2 separate regions of the Homo sapiens genome follow, and region 1 is linked to region 2. Evidence: read pairs that join two places in POLR2A ChIA-PET (ENCODE). Cell type or tissue: K562. All regions are shown on one strand. Each heading gives the region's core, and the rest is flanking DNA. Links, peaks and the distances in the headings are about the cores only.

What was found. Peaks named below come from ENCODE experiments on the same cell type or tissue, not always from the same donor. Only the 100,000 strongest peaks of a DNase experiment are listed, where the experiment ranks them.
Region 1: POLR2A ChIA-PET joins it to region 2 with 5 read pairs; 2 of 35 experiments call an interaction of 5 or more read pairs at or near these places.

What each region holds. Positions count from the first base shown.
Region 1 is chr9:130,968,979-130,977,977 of GRCh38, forward strand. No RefSeq gene overlaps it. Among named protein-coding and RNA genes, the nearest start is that of FIBCD1-AS1, 33 kb to the left of the region's middle. In K562, for the core only: no CTCF peak of the experiment used is centred there; DNase peaks (open chromatin) are centred at 3,806, 4,335, 4,613, 5,153 and 1 weaker place; H3K27me3 peaks cover 2,500 bases.
Region 2 is chr9:130,863,561-130,872,559 of GRCh38, forward strand. It overlaps ABL1 (ABL proto-oncogene 1, non-receptor tyrosine kinase), which reads left to right. Exons shown (of 11, transcript NM_005157.6): 5 at 8,569-8,653. Among named protein-coding and RNA genes, the nearest start is that of QRFP, 29 kb to the right of the region's middle. RefSeq lists enhancers at 2,916-3,417, 2,922-3,216, 7,333-7,532. In K562, for the core only: no CTCF peak of the experiment used is centred there; a DNase peak (open chromatin) is centred at 3,051.

The DNA of each region.
Region 1 (8,999 bases), core at 2,809-5,308, 110 kb after region 2:
CAGAAGTTTGAGACCAGCCTGGCCAACATAATGAAACCCCATCTCTACTAAAAATACAAAAAATTAGCCAGGCATGGTAGCTAATGGTGGTGGCAGGTGCCTGTAATTCCAGCTACTCTGGAGGCTGAGGCAGGAGAATCGCTTGAACCTGGGAGGTGGAGGTTGCGGTGAGCCAAGATCGCACCGCTGCACTCCAGACTGGGCCACAAGAGTAAAACTCCATCTCAAAAAAAAAAAAAAAAAAAGAAGCCAGACACAAAAGGCCACATATGTATGGTCCCATTTCTATAAAATGTCAGGAATAGGCAAATCCACAGATGGAAAACAGATTAATAGTTTCCAGGGGCTGGAGGGAAAGGAGGGATGAAGCGTGACTGCTTAATTGGTTTGTGTTTGGGGTGATGAAAAAGTTCACACAGCACAACATGGTGAATGGTCTAAATGCTGCTGAACTGTGTACTTTAACATGATTAAAATGGGCCAGGCGCGGTGGCTCAGGCCTGTAATCCCAGCATTTTGGGAGGCTGAGGCGGGCGGACCACTTGAAGCCACAAGTTTGACACCAGCCTGGCCACATGGCAAAAACCTGTCTCTACTAAAAACACAAAAAAATTAGCCAGGCCTGGTGGCGCATTCCTGTAGCTCCAGCTACTCGGGAGACTGAGGCCTGAGAATCGTTTGAACCCGGGAGGCAGAGGTTGCAGTGAGCGGAGATTGTGCCACTGCACTCCAGCCTGGGTGACAGAGCAAGACTCCCTCTCAAAAAAATAAAATAGGCTGGGCGAGGTGGCTCACGCCTATAATCCCAGCACTTTCGGAGGCCGAGGTGGGTGGATCATCTGAGGCCAGGAGTTCAAGACCAGCCCGGCCAACATGGTGAAACCCCGTCTATACTAATAATACAAAAAAAAATTAGCTGGGCATGGTGGCACATGCCTGTAATCCCAGCTACTCAGGAGGCTGAGGCAGGAGAATCGCTTGAACCCAGAAGGCAGAGGTTGCAGTGAGCCAAGATCGTGACATTGCACTCCAGTCTGGGTGACAAGAGTGAAACTCTGTCTCAAAAAAAAGGCTCTTCCTCCTGGTGGGGAGGTGAGGATGGAAAGGGATCTCGTGCGTGCCTGGCCACAGTGAGCACCTAGTAACTGCTGCCTGGTGGTGGTGGGAAGAACCACCAGCCAGGTTACCGTCCAGACAGGGTCCGATCTGCCTGGGCATGGCGGGGTGGGGTGGGGCACCTCGAGGCTCCGGGCCCAGCCCTGGCCACTCGAGTTGAGGTGCCTCAGCTCAGGAAGCTCATGCATCGCAGAGGCTGTGCGTGGTTTTTGAGCTTGGAGAAGGAGGCGAGAGACCTGGCAATCTGTGCGTGGGAGAACTCAGGACAGGCCTGTGAAGAACTGTGGAGGGAACAAGAGACACCTACATTTTAACATGGTGTTCATTTTGTTTCTTTTTCTTTTTTATTTTTTTGAGACAGGCTCTTGCTCTGTTAGCCAGGCTGGAGTGCAGTGGCTCACTGTAGCCTCAGCCTCCCAGGCTCAAACAATTCTCCAACCTCAACCTGCTGAGTAACTGGGACTACAGGCATGCACTACCACGCTCAGCTAATTTTTCTATTTTTGTAGAGATAGGGTTTCTTCATGTTGCCCAGACTTGTCTTGAACTCCTGGCCTCAACTGATCCACCTGCTTTGGCCTCCCAAAGCATAATTCCCTCATGCTGGGATTACAGGCATGAACCATTGCGCTTAGCTAAAAATTTTTTATTAATAATCTACTATAGCCAGACTCCATACTGGAGACAAAGAGAATCAGAGTTCTGCCCTACAGAGAAACAGAGACACACACAGAGACAGAGACACACGGGGAGACACACACCACAGGGAGAAAGAGAGCCCGGGCCCTGCCTCCCGACTGCAGAAACAGAGACATGCAGAGACACACACTGAGACAGAGAGAGGTGGAGACACATGTTCCAAAAGGAAGGGCAAAGAGAGAGAGAGGAAGGAAGGAAGGGAGGAAGGGCAGGAAAGAGGAAGAAAGGAAGGAGGGAAGGAGGGAGGGAGGAAGAAAGGAGGAAGGGAGGGAGGAGGCAGGAGGGAGGAGGGAGGAAGGGAGGGAGGAGAGAGGAAGGAATGGAGAAGGGAAGAAGGGAGGAGGGAGGGAGTGAAAGCCTTTCTGCCACTAGTGATGGGCATTGTCCATTCTTAAGAAAGCACCTGCCTGCTTTTGACTTTAAGAGGCATAGACTTGGGTGATAGAAATGCGTGTTCAAAGCTGAAAAAGCTGAAAAGGCCTGCACCCAAATCCCATCTTTGTGAGGGGCCGTTATATGAGCCCAGCCTGTTTTCTCATCTGGAAGTGGGAATTCTCGGAGCTTAACTCACTGATGGTCATTGGGTCACAGGATGGACCTGGCGTACGGGAAGTTTCCGGAAAGGACAGCTGCAGCCTGTGTGCCCCTCATGCTCCTAAGGGGCAAGAGGACCAAGCCGAGACCCCAGTGAGCTAGGGGAGGGGCCGGCCCCACAGCAGCTTCTCCAGCTTCCTGAGGAGGCTCAGACCCTCGGGCCCTCCCAGGCCCCTCTGCCCCCGCCCCACTGGTTCACAAGCAGAGACTTCCCCTCCTCCCCTGGTTCACTGACTTTCTCATTGTCTGGGAGGCCCCAGTGTCTCCACCTCTCTCTGTCTCAGTGTGTGTCTCTGCATGTCTCTGTTTCTGTAGTCGGGAGGCAGGGCCCGGCCTCTCTTTCTCCCTGTGGTGTGTGTCTCCCTGTGTCTCTGTCTGTGTGTGTGTCTGTGTTTCTGTGTAGGGCAGGGCTCTGATTCTCTTTGTCTCCATGGTGTGTGTGTCTCTGTGTCTCTCCGTATGTCTCTGTGGTCTGTATCTCTCCATGTGTCTCTGTCTCTGTGGTCCGTGTCTGTCTGTCTGTGTGTCTCTCTCTCTATGGTCTGTGGTCTGTGTCTCTCTGTCTCTGTGGTCTGTATCTCTCCATGTCTCCCTGTCTCTGTGGTCTGTATCTGTCCATGTGTCTCTGTCTCTGTGGTCTGTGTCTCTCTGTGTGTCTCTGTCTCTGTGGTCTGTGTCTCTTTATGTGTCTCTCTCTGTGGTCTGTGTCTGTCCGTGTGTCTCTGTCTCTGTGGTCTGTGTCTCTCTGTGTGTCTCTGTCTCTGTGGTCTTTATGTGTCTCTCTCTGTGGTCTGTGTCTCTCCATGTGTCTCTGTCTCTGTGGTCTGTGTCTCTCTGTGTGTCTCTGTTGTGAAGCTCTGTATTTATCTGTCTCTGTGTCTGCTTCTGTTTCTCTCCTTCCCTCTTTCTCTGTGTGTCTGCCTGTGTCTCTCTGCGCCCTCTGTCTCTGTGCTGTGACTCTGTGTCTCTGTCCCCTCTGTCTCTGTGCTGTGACTCTGTGTCTCTGTCCCCTCTGTCTCTGTGCTGTGTCTCTGTGTCTTTCTGCTCCCACTGTCTCTGTGTCTCTCTGCCCCCTCTGTCTCTGTGTCTCTGTCCCCTCTGTCTCTGTGCTGTGTCTCTGTGTCTCTCTGCCCCCTCTGTCTCTGTGCTCTGTCTGTGTCTCTGTCCCTCTGTCTCTGTGTCTCTCTGCTCCCTCTGTCTCTGTGCTCTGTCTCTGTCCCTCTGTCTCTGTGTCTCTGTCCCTCTGTCTCTGTGTCTCTGTCCCTCTGTCTGTCTCTGCTGTTATCTCTGTATTGCTCCAGGTCTCTCTGATCTCTCCCTCTCTCCTTCCCTTCAGTGGAATCGATCTCCGAGCTTATTAAGCCCCATTCTTTCTCAGAACATTTGCCTTTGAAATCTCAGCAGATGGGCTGGGGCCTTGGCTGGTACCTCAGGCTGCCCCAGCCACACAGCCCACTGAGGGCCCAACCAGAGGAGGCTACCCAGTTATGCCCACTTCCCATTCGTGAGATGCCAGCCCTGCCTTCTCTGACGTCTCTGCCAGCCTCTGGGACAGCGACCAGCAGTAAGTGGGTCCTGCCTTTGCAGTAGGAGGAGATGGTGTGAGGGAACAGTCACCAAGGGTCACTGAGCCCACCCCCAGCAGCCAGGGCCCTGTGTGCTATTTGCCCAGGCCTAAACTCCCTTGTGGCTGTGCTGTGTGGAAGGGATTAACCTGGTTCTGTGGGCACCCAGAGGGTAAACTAAGGCAATCGAGCACCAGGTCCATGGAGGCGAACACAGGGTGACCTTTCTCTGCAGGTGCAGCCGTCCACCTGCAGGTGAGCTCTGCTCCCTGCCTCCCGCAGCCTGGCCCCAGACTCCCAAATACCCTCCGGCTGTTTAAATGACCCTCCAGCAGACCTCGGAGGCTGGGGCGTAACGGTCGCCATCATTGTCTGTTTGGGTGGCCCCTGAGCAACTCAAAGTCTCCGGCTCCACCTTCTAGAGCCAAGGACAGGTGGTGGGCTGAGCAGGGCTGGGTATGGACCCTGCCACCTCCCGGGTGGGACAGGAGGGCCAGAGCAGAATGCTTCCCTTCCCTGATCCACGTCCGCCTCTAGCTGTAAGACAAAGCCCAGACTCCATCCTAGGGGCTGCCGGTGCCCACCCCTCCAGCCGGTGCCACACTCCCCTGTCCCCCTGGGTACCAGCCACCCTGGTCTTCTTCAGCTCACTGAACACAAACGCCCTGCCTCTGTCTTTCGTCCCGGGCTTTGCGCAAGCTGCTCCCTCTGCCTGGAACACCCCCCTCTGCCTTGTATCGCAGCTCACCCCGGTTCAATCCTCAGGGCCAGTCTTCTCTGACCGCCGGCCTCCTGCCCCAGCTGTCATGGGTGCCTCTCAGTGCACAGCCTGTACCTCCCATCACAGCTCATGGCACGAAACGGTCCTCTTGCTAGTCTGCCCCTGTGGGCGGTGGTGGCTGGAGTTGCGTCTGCATGCTGCCTGGTAGTGTTCCCCTCCCCCTGCCTCCGGCTGGCCCCGAGTGGGTACCCGTTGATGAAGAGGTGAAAATGTTCCCAAAGCTCATCACAGGGGGTTCTGGGGGATCCGCCAAGGGAGCTGCAATTCTTTTCTGAGCCGTGCAGTCACCTGCAGCCTCACAGTTGATCTCATGGTCATCCCTGCGCAGCTCTGTCCCCGGAGGAGGCAGTAAGTGGGGCCACAGAGGACAGACCTGATTCCCAGTGTCTCTAGGAGCCTCTGCCAGGCGGGAGGCACACAGAACTCCCCGGGGGCCGTGGGAATGAGGCCGATGCGACGCCTACCCAGGTGCAATCCCCACCCAGGCCATGGACCCTGCAATTCTGGCTGCTCCCCACACCTTCCCAATCCCTCTCATTCCTCTCCAACCTCAGGGACTTCTGCTCATCCATAGCTAATGACGGCAAGAGGATCACAGGCTTGGAAACACGGCAAGGAGTTCAATAGAAAAATGAGCACCAGGCTGGGTGCAGTGGCTCACGCCTGTAATCCCAACACTTTGGGAGGCTGAGGTGGGTGGATCACTTGAGGTCAGGAGTTCGAGACCAGTCTGGCCAACACGGTGAAACCCTGTCTCTACTAAAAATACAAAAAATTAGCTGGGCTTGGTGGTGGGTGCCTGTAATCCCAGCTACTCGGGAGCTGAGGCAGGAGAATCGCTTGAACCCGGGATGCAGAGGTTGCAGTGAGCCGAGATTGTGCCACTGCACTCCAGCCTGGGCAACAGAGGGAGACTCTGTCCACCTCAGGTGAGCTCTGCTCAAAAAAAAAAAAAAGAAAGAAAGAAAGAAAAACAAGCAACAGGGGTCTGGAAGCACCAAGCCCCTCCCTGAGCTCAGGGAGAAGACAGAATGGTCACCAAATGGCCCATCAATTTATCTCCCCCCAGATACCACTGTTCAGCGCCCCTGCCCAGCTCCAGACAGCCTGGTAGGACACCTGGGACTTTTCCCTAGGTGAGGTCACCATCTGCGGTGGGGACAACCTTTAATGACGTCACACCTGCAGCAGGTACCTCCACCCTGAGAGTGCATACAGGTGAGTGGCTTTTACAGATGTGAAAGTCTCCATCGTCAATGCCCCTCAGGTCCTTCTGACTGTGTGAGAGAAAGTCTCCACTGAGAGCTAACCTGTATTTCAGAACACTTGCCCACTGCTGGAGGGGGCGTAAATTAGTTCAGCTATTATGGAAAGCAGTGTAGGAAGACCTCAAAGAACCTAAAACAGAATTACAGTTCGACTCAGCAATCCCATTATTGGGTATATACCCAAAGGAATATAAATCATTCTACCATAAAGATGCATGCATGTACATGTTCATTACATCACTATTCACACAAGCAAAGACATAGATTTAACCACGATGCCCATCAATAGTGGACCGGATAAAGAAAACGTGGTACATATACACCACAGAATACTATGCAGCCATGAAAAAGAACAAGGTCATGTCCTTTGCAGCAACATGGATTGAGCTGGTGGCCATTATCCTAAGCAAACTAAGTGCAGGGACAGAAAACCAAATACCGTGTATTCTCACTTGTAAGTGGGAGCTAAACAACAAGAATACATGGACATAAGGAGGGGAACAACACACACGGGGGCCTACTCAAGGGTGGGGATTGGGAGGAGGGAAAGGATTAAAAAATACCTACTGGGTACTATGCTTATTACTGGGGTGATCAAACTGTCGGTACACCAAACCCCCGTGACACGCAGTTTATCCATATAACAAACCTGCACATGTACCCTTGAATCTAAAATAAGTTTTTTTAAAAAAAGCTAACTCGTTTTTAATTAATTAATTAATTATTTGAGATGGGGTCTCATTCTGTTGCCTAGGCTGGAGTGCTGTGACACGATCTCGGCTCACTGCAACCTCCGCCTCCCAGGTTCAAGTGATTCTCCTGCCTCAGCCTCTTGAGTAGCTGGGACTATAGGCACGTGCCACCATGCCCTGCTAAATTTCTATTTTTAGTAGAGACGGGGTTTAGCCATGTTGGCCAGGCTGGTCTCGAACTCCTGACCTCAGGTGATCTGCCCACCTTGGCCTCTCTAAATGCTGGGATTACAGGCGTAAGCCACCGCACCTGGCCTAATTTAATTTTATAGTGACCAATGGCCCGTGACACAGCCCTCAGGAGATCCTGAGAACATGTGCCCTCCAACTCATGTTTTAACACCTTGAATCTCAGGGTCAGCAGTCCCTGCCTGGGTGTGCAGGTCCACAGGGCAGGGCTGGGAGGCCAAGGTCATGACCGTAACAGCTGAAGACTCTGGACATGGACTCTGAATCCTCATGGCAGCTCTTGGAGGTGGGCATCATTTTATGCCCATTCTGCAGAGGAGAAAACAGAGGCTTCCACCAAGATGTTCAGTGACTCTCCAAGGTCACACAGCTAGCAGGAGGGACTGGAACGGGGTCTCTCTGGCTCCAAAGCTCACGGTCTTTCTGACGGGTGACACTGCACCATTGTGGGGTCCACGCTCCAGGGCTTGAGGCCTGACTCTTAGGAATGAGTGACTCTGTGTATGAACCTCAGAGAGCACAGACCCTAAGCACAGGGATCTCAGGTGCAGCCAGGCCTGTGAGCAGGACGGACAGTGAATTCACACACGGTGCCGCCCTCTGAAGGGCAGTGGCTTATCCATGAGAGGTCATCACCTGGGTGCAGTTCCCTGAGGGGTGGCTGGGTCTGTGTCCTGGACAGAGAAATTCAAATACATTTTCCCTGACTCATGGCCACTCATGGTATCAAGCAATGTAAAGCCTTCATTTACTCACTCACTCATTCATTCTGTGAATACAGTTGTCCCTGGATATCGATGTGGGATTGGTTCCAGGACCCCTGTGGATACCAAAATCCACGGATACTCTAGGCTCTTCTACAAAATGGCATAGCATTTGCACATAACCTACACACATCCTCCCGTGTACTTTAAATCATCTGTAGATTACTTATAATACCTAATGCAATGTAAGTGCTATGTAAATAGTTGTTACATTGTATTGTTTAGGGGAATAATGACAAGAAAAAAGTCTCTACATATTCAGTACAGGTACAAACCTTTTTAAAAAATATTTTCAATCCGAGGTTGGTTGAATCCACAGATGCAGAACCCATGGATATGAAGGGCCGACTGTATTCACTGAAGACCTCCTTTGGGCCAGGTGCTGGGCGAGGCCCCTGGGATACAAAATAATAAGGCAAATCCCCCGGCATGAGGCTGCTGTCCTAGTGGGAGAGATGAGCCTTGAACAGGGAAATAACAGCAAGCTTAACACACGAGGGCTGGGGCTGGTCAGGGGCTGCAGCATCTGGGGCAGGTGTGAGGGGAGGCGGGGTTCACACGCACACACAGGCATGCATGCATGCGCACATACATGCACACGCGCGCGCACACACACACACACACACACACACACACACACACAGAGTTCGTGGCTGGACCCCCGCGGCAGTAGCCTCTTAGGTGTCTGAGATGAGGTCCGAAGCTGAGGTGTGAATGAGCTGGGCTAAAATTGCAGGGAAGAGTGTTCCGGGCAGCAGGAACAGCCTTGCGAGGCCTGCAACAGAATGAGCACGGTGTCTGAGGGACTGAAAGAGCCAGTGTGGCTGGAGCATCTGGCCCAAAATGAAGAGTGCTGCGAGTGAGGTGGAGAGGCCCGCGGCGGCCAAAGCAGGCGGACCTGGCGAGCCACGCCAGGGCTCTTTCACCAGGGGCGCTTCGGAGCCAGCAACAGGCGTTGGACAGGAGACGGTGTAAGCCGACGCACATTTGGGAAAGATGGACTGGCTCCTGGATGGACAGTGGATTTGTAGGGAGTAGTGGAGGGAGGAGGAGTCCTCGGAAAGACCAGGGCAGCCACCCCAAGGCCCGGAGGTGTGAGGCTGAGCGCACGGGGGAGAGCAGAGGGCTCTGGGAGAGGCCTAGGTGTCGCTTGAGGGGACGTGTTGACAGATTGGCCTTTTGAAAAAGTCAGCTGGCCCCAGGGATGGAAGGAAGCTGGTGCCAGGAGGTGGTATAGGGGCTGGGTCCAACTCTGGCAGCCTGAGCTGGGT
Region 2 (8,999 bases), core at 1,955-4,454:
AAAGGCATCCAGGAAACTCGCTTTTGACCAACTCAGATACAGTCTGGTCTTTCTTGTTAACTGGGACTTTACCCTCTCCACTAATGAATAGTGTTTGTAGTTTCCAGGCAGGTTTTTTTCTTCTTTTGAAGTTCTTTGAAACCCTTAGGACGCCAAGGGAAGGAAGTTTTCATTTTCAGCCCTTTGCATTCTTCAAAATGTGATCCAGGCTTTTCCCTGTGGCGAGGGTGTCCCCTAGTGTTGACTTACATTATTTCCACTTGTTTTAAATGAACTTTGATTACCTTGACCTGTGCACAGAAATCAAGAGAGGCAGCCCCTTTTTAGAGCTGTTAGAAAAGAACTGAAACATCCACCTCTGGGAAAAATAGAGTTTAGTTTGTGCATGTGTCTCAGAAGTCAGGTGCACACATTGAGACTGGTGCAGCCACATGCCTGCCTTTTAGGGACTCCTTGACTGACCTGATGCCTTCACCCAAAGGCATAGTGAAATGGGAAGTATGATTTCTGACTGGTATGAAGTGGCTGCTTTAGAGAAAAGATCACATTCTTTAGTCCTAGAAACCAAAGGTGGCTTCCTGATGCTCTTATTCAGCACGTGCCTGTCTTTGAGGCAGGACTGGCACTGGGGTGGGGGCATGGTTTGGGGTTACCTTAAGGACCCTGGATATTTCTCAGATAGGACTTTTTCTTTTCTTTTTTTGAGACGGAGTCTTACTCTGTTGCCTAGGCTGGAGTGCAGTGGCATGATCTCAGCTCACTGCAACCTCCGCCTCCCCAAATTGGCGATTCTCCTTCCTCAGCCTCACGAGTAGCTGGGATTACAGGCACCCGCCACCACACCCAGCTAATTTTTGTATTTTTAGTAGAGATGGGGTTTCGCTGTGTTGGCCTGGCTGGTCTCAAACTCCTGACCTCAAGTGATCTGCCTACCTCAGCCTCCCAGAGTGCTGGGATTATAGGCATGAGCCACCACACCCGGCCCTGGACTTTTTCTTAATTGAATAAATATTTATCAAGTTCTTCACTTCTATTTGACGGTTCCTGGGCTCAACACTGGATTAGAAAATGAATGGGACAGAGTTCTTCATCTGAGACATAGGGTGGTCCAGGTAGTAGGAGGAAGAAGGATTGCAGCGCAGCAGTCCTCGGGACACCACCAGGGGGTGAACGAAGGAGGGACGGGGGAGCTGTGCAGGTGCCCCAGCTCCTTGGGTTGCACAGGGTTGAAGACCAGACCCAAGAAATGGGGCCTTGACCAGCTCAGCAAACTGAGAATGGCCTAGATTTCAGCACACTTTCACCAGGATTTGTCAAATGAAGGAAGATTCCAAGCGCAAAATACCCTAGATTTCAACCAGTAAAAGCTTGTCTGAAAACTTCCAAGATCGGGTTGTACAACTTGACATTTGAGGAAACGCTACTTCAGTAGATGGTGCTGTGGCATTGTTTTCTGAACAACTGAAGGAGGAGACTCCAGAGAAGGGTACCTGCTGGAGACCTGTGTGGTTTGTGGGGTGGGTTTCTTATATCACTGAATCTAAAGTGGGTGCCTTTCAGAATGTGCTTTACTAATAATGTGTTACTCTGCTTTTAATTATACTTCTAATAATTTTTCCCAAGAGCCTAATTAACTTACGATCTCACAGTTGGTAAAGAATTACAGGATGTCATTGCGTGGATTTCTGTGGGCAGTCACCCGGAGTGGTATCTAATTAGGGAAAAGGCAGTATGTCCCTTTCTGGAAGTGTGTTAACTGAAAATACGGTACTAAGCAACTGCTAAATAAATTAGCCCTCCTTCCTCCTGGCCGTGCGCAGAAACATCCCTGCAGTATGTTGCCTATTTGTCAAATAAGATTAGTGTAAATATGGGGCATTTACCTTTGCTATAGAAGCTGAAATTGCCAGGCACGGTGGCTTACGCCTGTAATCCCAGCACTTTGGAAGGCCAAGGCTGGTGGATTGCTTGAGCCCAGGAGTTAAAGACCAGCCTGGGCAACATGGCAAAACTCTGCCTCTACAAAAAATACCAAAAATCAGCCAGGCGTGGTGGTGCGTGTGTATTCCTAGCTACTTGGGAGGCTGACATGGGAGGATTACCTGAGCCCGGGAGGTTGAGGCTGCAGTGAGCCGTAATCGTGCCACTGCACTCCTACCTGGGGAGCAGAGTGAGACCCTGTCTCCAAAAAAAAAAAAAAAAAAAAAAGCTGAAATCCTTGAGTGGATTCTAAATCATGGCAGTGGCTAACATTCAGCTTCATCGTGCCCTTGCTGTGTGCCTGGCAGAGACCTCTGTGCTTACTACATGTCGCATCTCATTGAATCCTCACAACCTTAAGATCCTTCCAGGTTGAGCATCCCGGACCCTAAAATCCCAAATCCTAAATGCTCCCAAATCCAAAACTTTTTGAGCACCGGCATGCAGCTCAGAGGAAATGCATACTGGAACATTTCAGATTTTGGATTTTCTAATTTGGAGTGCTCATCTGGTAATATAGTGTGGATATTCCCCAATCTGCAAAGATCTGAGCTCCGAAACACTTGTAGCCCCAAGCCTTTCAGTTAAGGGACATTCACCCTGTATCAACATTTTAATGCTGAGAAAATGGAAGAGAGAGAGGTTAAGTGACTGACCTGGCATCACACAGCCAGGAGTGGCAGCATCAGGATTTGAACTGGGGCACTCAGCTCCAAAGCTCAGCTCTTCTTTTTTAAAATTGAACCCAGATTCTTATTTCTCAAATACCATAAAATATTTACATAAGCCACAGTTATGCCTTTTAAAAAAAAATCACCTTTTCCCCCCACTCTCCCATTTACTTCCTTTGCAGTTTGTGGCTACGATCTACCTTCCTCTTCAAAACCCTTGAAAAATCCTTGCAGCCTTGCCCAAGCGTCCTTCCCTCAGCCGATTTTTGGGCCTCAGTTTCCTCCCATCCAGCCTGTTTCCTATCGCTGGCTTCTCCAAGGGCAGAGCCAGAGTCCTCTTTTGCCAGCAGGGGGAGCAAGGGCCTACTTTTAACCGCAACTCCATAGTGAACAAGTCAAGCAACCTTGGGTCATTCATATACCTTCCAGGCAGAAGGAAGACAGAAGAGAACAGGAAAAAAGCAGGACACTAGGCTGACCCCTGCAGATGGGAAGCTGGAATTACAGCAAAGGCTCATTGATTGGGAACTGCACCCTTGAATTTTGATAGTATTGGGCAGGACATAGTCTTGCTATCTGTGTTAAAGGGAGGACGTGCTTAAGAAAACCAACAGTCAAGTACAAGAAGCTCTAATTTTTTTTGAGGTGGGGGAACGGGGTCTCACTGTGTTGCCCAGCTGGCCTCAAACTCCTGGCTCAAGCAGTCCTCCCACCTCAGCCTCCTGAGTAGCAGGGATCACAGGCTTGTGCCACTGTGCCCAGCTAAGAGGCTGCAATTTTTTAATGAACTGTATTCAGAGTTTGTACATCAGTGTCTTTTTTTTCTATGAATCAGTTCTCTAAGTAATAGAATTTGGAAAAGACCGCTGGTGATCTAGCTGTGGCATTTAGATTGACTCATGAGCTAACTGACAAATTTACTACTTAAACAGTGGAAAATAATGTGCAGGATATATTTTTTTGAATAGGTTGTCCCACCCTCGAGTTCTGTGTCTTTCCTGAGTCCGCATATGTGAACCTTGTTTTAACCAGGTGACAGCATCCCATAGGCACGGATCTCTGTCTTCTGTTGTCCACATCATGTGTCTTGGCAGTTGTTCCTTATTGATATACATAAGGTTGTCTTGTTTTTGTATGGATATATTTTAACATGTACCAGTGTTCAGTGGGCCTTTCTCTTATTTCCAATATTTTGCTGTTCTAAACAGCAGCACAGTGATTCCCCTCATTTGCATGTATGTGAAACTATCCTGGTGGGTCCGCTTCCAGAAACTACTGGATCAGGGACCATGTGCATTTATGGCCTTGACCATACTGCCAGAGTACCTTCCAAGGAGTTTGTGTCATCAATTTGCACTCCCCAGTGGTGTTGAGAGAGTGCCTGTTTCCTCCACCCAGCACAGTGTGTTTCGGTTTTATTTCTCCCAGGAAATGGGTGTTAGTTGGGGAGCTCCAGAAAGAAGCCGAGAAGAAGGGCAGTCGTACCCTTGGCAGTTGTACGCAGTGGCTCTCTGGCCGCACAAGGAGGGCTCGGAGCCTGCTGTTGCCAGGTTGCACTTGCTCTTGCAAGACAGGCATTCCTTGCAGTGGGTTCTCCTCTGGCCAGGGAGATGAGTTCTGGGGGCTCCTCTACGAGGTGGTCTCTCCTGGGCTTTCCTCTCGAGCTTCAAGTCCCACCTCTGGAGTGTGAATCGCCTTCCTCAGTCTAACTCTATCCCTCCAGTGGTTTTTTTTTTTTTGCTTTTTGTTTTTGTTTTTGTTTTTTTGAGACAGAGTCTCACTCTGTCACCCAGGCTGGAGTACAGTGGCGTGATCTCGGCTCACCGCAAGCTCCACCTCCCGGGTTCAAGCAATTCTCCTGCCTCAGCCTCCCGAGTAGCTGGGACTACAGGTGCCTGCGACCACGCCGGCTAATTTTTTGTATTTTTAGTAGAGACAGGGTTTCACCATGTTAGCCAGGATGGTCTCGATCTCCTGACTTCATGATCTGCCCTCCTCGGCCTCCCAAAGTGCTGGGATTACAGGCGTGAGCCACCACACCCAGCAGTCTCTTCAGTGTATTTAGCTGTGTTGATCCTGATTCATCTGATGGGTGAAGGAATATTGGAAATAAGGATAATCCCTGTGGTGTTTCACTGTGCCTGTAACCTCTCTCACCTAGCATTTGGTTAACCAGAAACAGATGTGGAAACTGATCTATCTGTAGATAATGGCCCTGCTCAGGGAGGGGGTCCCTGCTGAGAGCGAGACATTGAAAGCCTGCTACACAGAAACTGCTGGAAGGCCAAGCCATTTCTTTTTTCTTTTTCTTTTTTTTTTTTTTTTTTTTTCAGACAGAGTTTTGCCCAGTAGTTCAGGCTGGAGTGCAGTGGCATGATCTCAGTTCACTGCAACGGCCTCCCAGGTTCAAGCAATTCTTCTGCCTCAGCCTCCTGAGTAGCTGGCATTACAGACTCCTGCCACCACGCCCGGCTAATTTTTGCATTTTTAGTAGAGACACGGTTTCACCATGTGGCCAGGCTGGTCTCGAACTCCTGGCCTCAAGTTATCTGCCTGTCTCGGCCCCCCAGAGAGGCCAAGCCATTTTTAAAAACAGTGTTCTTTTTCATGCTGTAGAATACCTGTGCTTGGGGGTGAGCAAAAAGGAGGAAACTGATTAGAAAATACCTATGAGGGCCGGGTGCAGTGGTTCATGCCTGTAATCCCAGCACTCTGGGAGGCCGAGGAGGGCAGATCACAAGGTCAGGAGATCAAGACCATCCTGGTTGACATGGTGAAACCCCGTCTCTACTAATAATACAGAAAATTAGCTGGGCGTGGTGGCAGGTGCCTGTAGTCCCAGCTACTCGGGAGGCTGAGGCAGGAGAATGGTGTGAACCTGGGAGGCGGAGCTTGCAGTGAGCCGAGATCGCGCCACTGCACTCTAGCCTGGGCGACAGAGCAAGACTCCGTCTCAAAAAAAAAAAGAAAATACCTGTGAGATGTTGAGTCTGGGAGAATGTATCTGTGAGAAGACAAACAACCCTAGTATTCATTAAAGAACCAGCCTTTGTTTTCTACAAGCTATCTGTTCGGTCTACTCAGGAATAGAGATAAACTGCCTTAATAGTAATAAAAGCAAGCACCGCTGAGTGAGTGCTGGCCTCATGCCAGGAACTGCTCTTGGCACTCTGTGCACAAGGGAGATACTGACATTCTTTCTGTTGTGCAGATGAGAAAACAGGCTCAGAGAAGGTGAGTAACTTACCATGGTCACACAGCAGCAGAGCTAGGTCAGTATAATCCACAAGTCATTCTCTTAACCGCTCCGCCGTACCGCCCAGAATGTTCATCTGCATCTGGGCCAGCCTCGTCAGTCCGTGCAAAGAGGCCAGTTGACCCATCTCCCTCCCTAACAAGCACAGAAGAGACCAGGCTGAAAATTCATAGCTTTCACTCAAAGTGTTTCCTTCACCTCATTCATCTGAGTTAGCTTTATTTTACTATATAAAGAGAATTTTCTTCAGCAAAATGATAGGAATTTTTTTAATGAAAGTAAAGGAATGTCACAGAATTGCGTCAGGGATATTTCCAGTTTAACACAACTACAAACGTAGGCTGTTTTGTTGTTGTTGTTTTGGTTTTCTATTTTGAGATGAAGTCTCACTCTGTCGCCCAGGCTGAAGTGCAGTGGTGCGATCTTGGCTCACTGCAACCTCCTGCTCCCGAATTCAAGTGATTCTCCTGCCTCAGCCTCCTGAGTAGCTGGAACTACAGGCATGCGCTACCACGCCTGGCTAATTTTTGTATTTTTAGTAGAGATGGGGTTTCACCATGTTGACCAGGTTGTTCCGGAACTCAGGTGATCCACCTTGGCCTCCCAAAGTGTTGGGATTACAGGCATGAGCCACCACACTCGGCCAGCTGTTGTTAATAGTTAAAATTATAAATTGGACAAGGTCTGATTCCAGCAGGGGGAGACAAATTCACATTGATTTTTCTATAAGAAAAGGAATTATTTGTACTTTCCTCCCTTGTGTGTTTGTGTGTATGTAAGAGAGACAGATGAGAAGAGGGCTGCCTTTGAGAGCCATGTTCCTTTTGCATGTACATACCTCTCAAGATTATTACATGGGTCTTTTAGAAGAGGGTCAGTAGCTATAAAAGCAAATGATATTTATGAAATGATTTCATTGTATGTGGTTTATTATGTAGTCTTCAAAACAGAAAAACCCCACTTGCTTCGAAAGCTTCCTTTGAGAGCTACTTTTTAACCATATTGTTGATCAAGCAAGATTCTTAAAGCCCCAGTCCTATACGTGAGCAGCATTGAATCCCCGGATACTGGCAGGCGTTCACTGTCCAGCCTTTGACATTAGCATGTCACCCTGGTAAATCAGAGCACTCCATGCCAAAAAACAGCATGGTCTGCTGAGCACATTAAGGAGCAGAGAGGGCTCAGAAGAATTAAACGGCCAATGGGGTGGTGACAGAGGTGAGCTCTTTCCCCCTCGGACAGCTTGGCATGGTGACTACCAATGAGGTTTAATTGACATTAAGAGCAGCTCACCATTTTTAAAGAGCGATAAATTGTTTCCAAGTTTCAGCCTCACGGAGCCCTGAGCTAAGAGATAATGGGCTGACACATAGCCTCATTGGTCACGCTTCACTTGTAAACAGGATTGGCCAAAGCAAGAAGGCTGTAAGTAAAGGTTGGCCCGTCCTCTGGAAGCCTCCCCCACAGCAGGGTGGGGAACTGGGGCAGCCATAGCAAGCAGGACCATCAGGACACGGTGTCTCCCAAACGGGCCGGAACATACAAGGTTCTACGTTTAATAGAAAGTTGATCAAGCCTTCCTCTTTGGGGAGCCTAATTTTTAAGCCATTCACTCTCTGTTCCCCTGCAGTCTTTTCTCTCCAAACTCTGTTGAAACTTGGAGGCATCTCGCTTCCTCCTTTGGCCTTTGTAGCCAGGTTTTCGCAGCAAACAGACCATATCATTTAACACCCACCTGCTTCTTGTTCTGATAGTCAGTTCAGTAGACAGTAGCATTTTTTAAGTCAAAAAGAGGCTTAGTGATGTAGGCCAAGGTCAAGGCTCTGTGTCATGGGGCTCTCCCCAGGGCTCAGTGCCACGGCACTTCAGACTTGACCCCAGACTGAAAAGATGAGAGGACCTGTAGAAGTCACGGCCTGTCTGTCCCGGGCCCATGCTCCTATCTTTTTCTCCCCCTTGGCATTTAGATACCATGGACTTGTTAAAATGTGACATGTACTGATGATCCTTATGAATTTGTTGGTAGGGGAGCTGCTGGTGAGGATTATTTTAGACTGTGAGTAATTGACCTGACAGACAGTGATGACTGCTTCATTAAGAGCCCACGACCACGTGCCAGAATAGTTCAGCATCCTCTGTTGCTACTGTACTTTGAGACATCGTTCTTCTTTGTGATGCAATACCTCTTTCTTGTCATGAGGGTCTCTTCCCTTAAATCAGGTACATTTCAGATTCTTCAGGTGATGTTTTTTAGGCTGAGTGTGTTAGCACCCCTTGGAAACCAGGTTCCCTGGGGAAAGTGTGTCACGTTTGTGGTGTTTGCCCGTATAGCTCTCCCACACCCCCACGAGCTCCAAGAGGTGGGGAAGCACATGTGGCCTGCCTAGCAGGCACCAGAAGCAGGTTGTCGGCACATGCAAGCCAGCTTTGCCCTGTTGCCTGGGGGAGAATTGAAAAGTTTGGCCCCAAAGGGGAAAATTCTTTCTGCCATCAAGTTGCTGGTCAGCTGTCATGGAACCTGTCTGCAGCAATGTGGCTGTCACAAAACGCAGCCCAGGACGAGTATGCGCTGAAGCTCCATTTTGCATTAACTAGTCAAGTACTTACCCACTGAAAAGCACTTCCTGAAATAATTTCACCTTCGTTTTTTTCCTTCTGCAGGAGGACACCATGGAGGTGGAAGAGTTCTTGAAAGAAGCTGCAGTCATGAAAGAGATCAAACACCCTAACCTGGTGCAGCTCCTTGGTGAGTAAGCCCGGGGCTCTGAAGAGAGGGTCTCGCGCCGCACCCCCAGGGTGACACAGGCGCTGGGGAAGACGCACGGGCGGCTCACTGCACAAAACCTCGTTGGAATATTTGTGCTCTGCCGACGTTCAGCCGCGGGTAAAATGAGGCCTGTATGGGATGGGTGTGTGCGTGTGTGCACATATGCACATGTATGTATGAGAGGGAGAATGTGATTATTTTAAGTGGATACCTAAAAGCAGTCAAATGCAAATCTGAAATTAGTTTCTGAAACTTGGGCATTTTCCAGAGTTTTCTCACTGAAGTGATTCTGTAAGTAGACACATAACCATCAGACCTAACCATT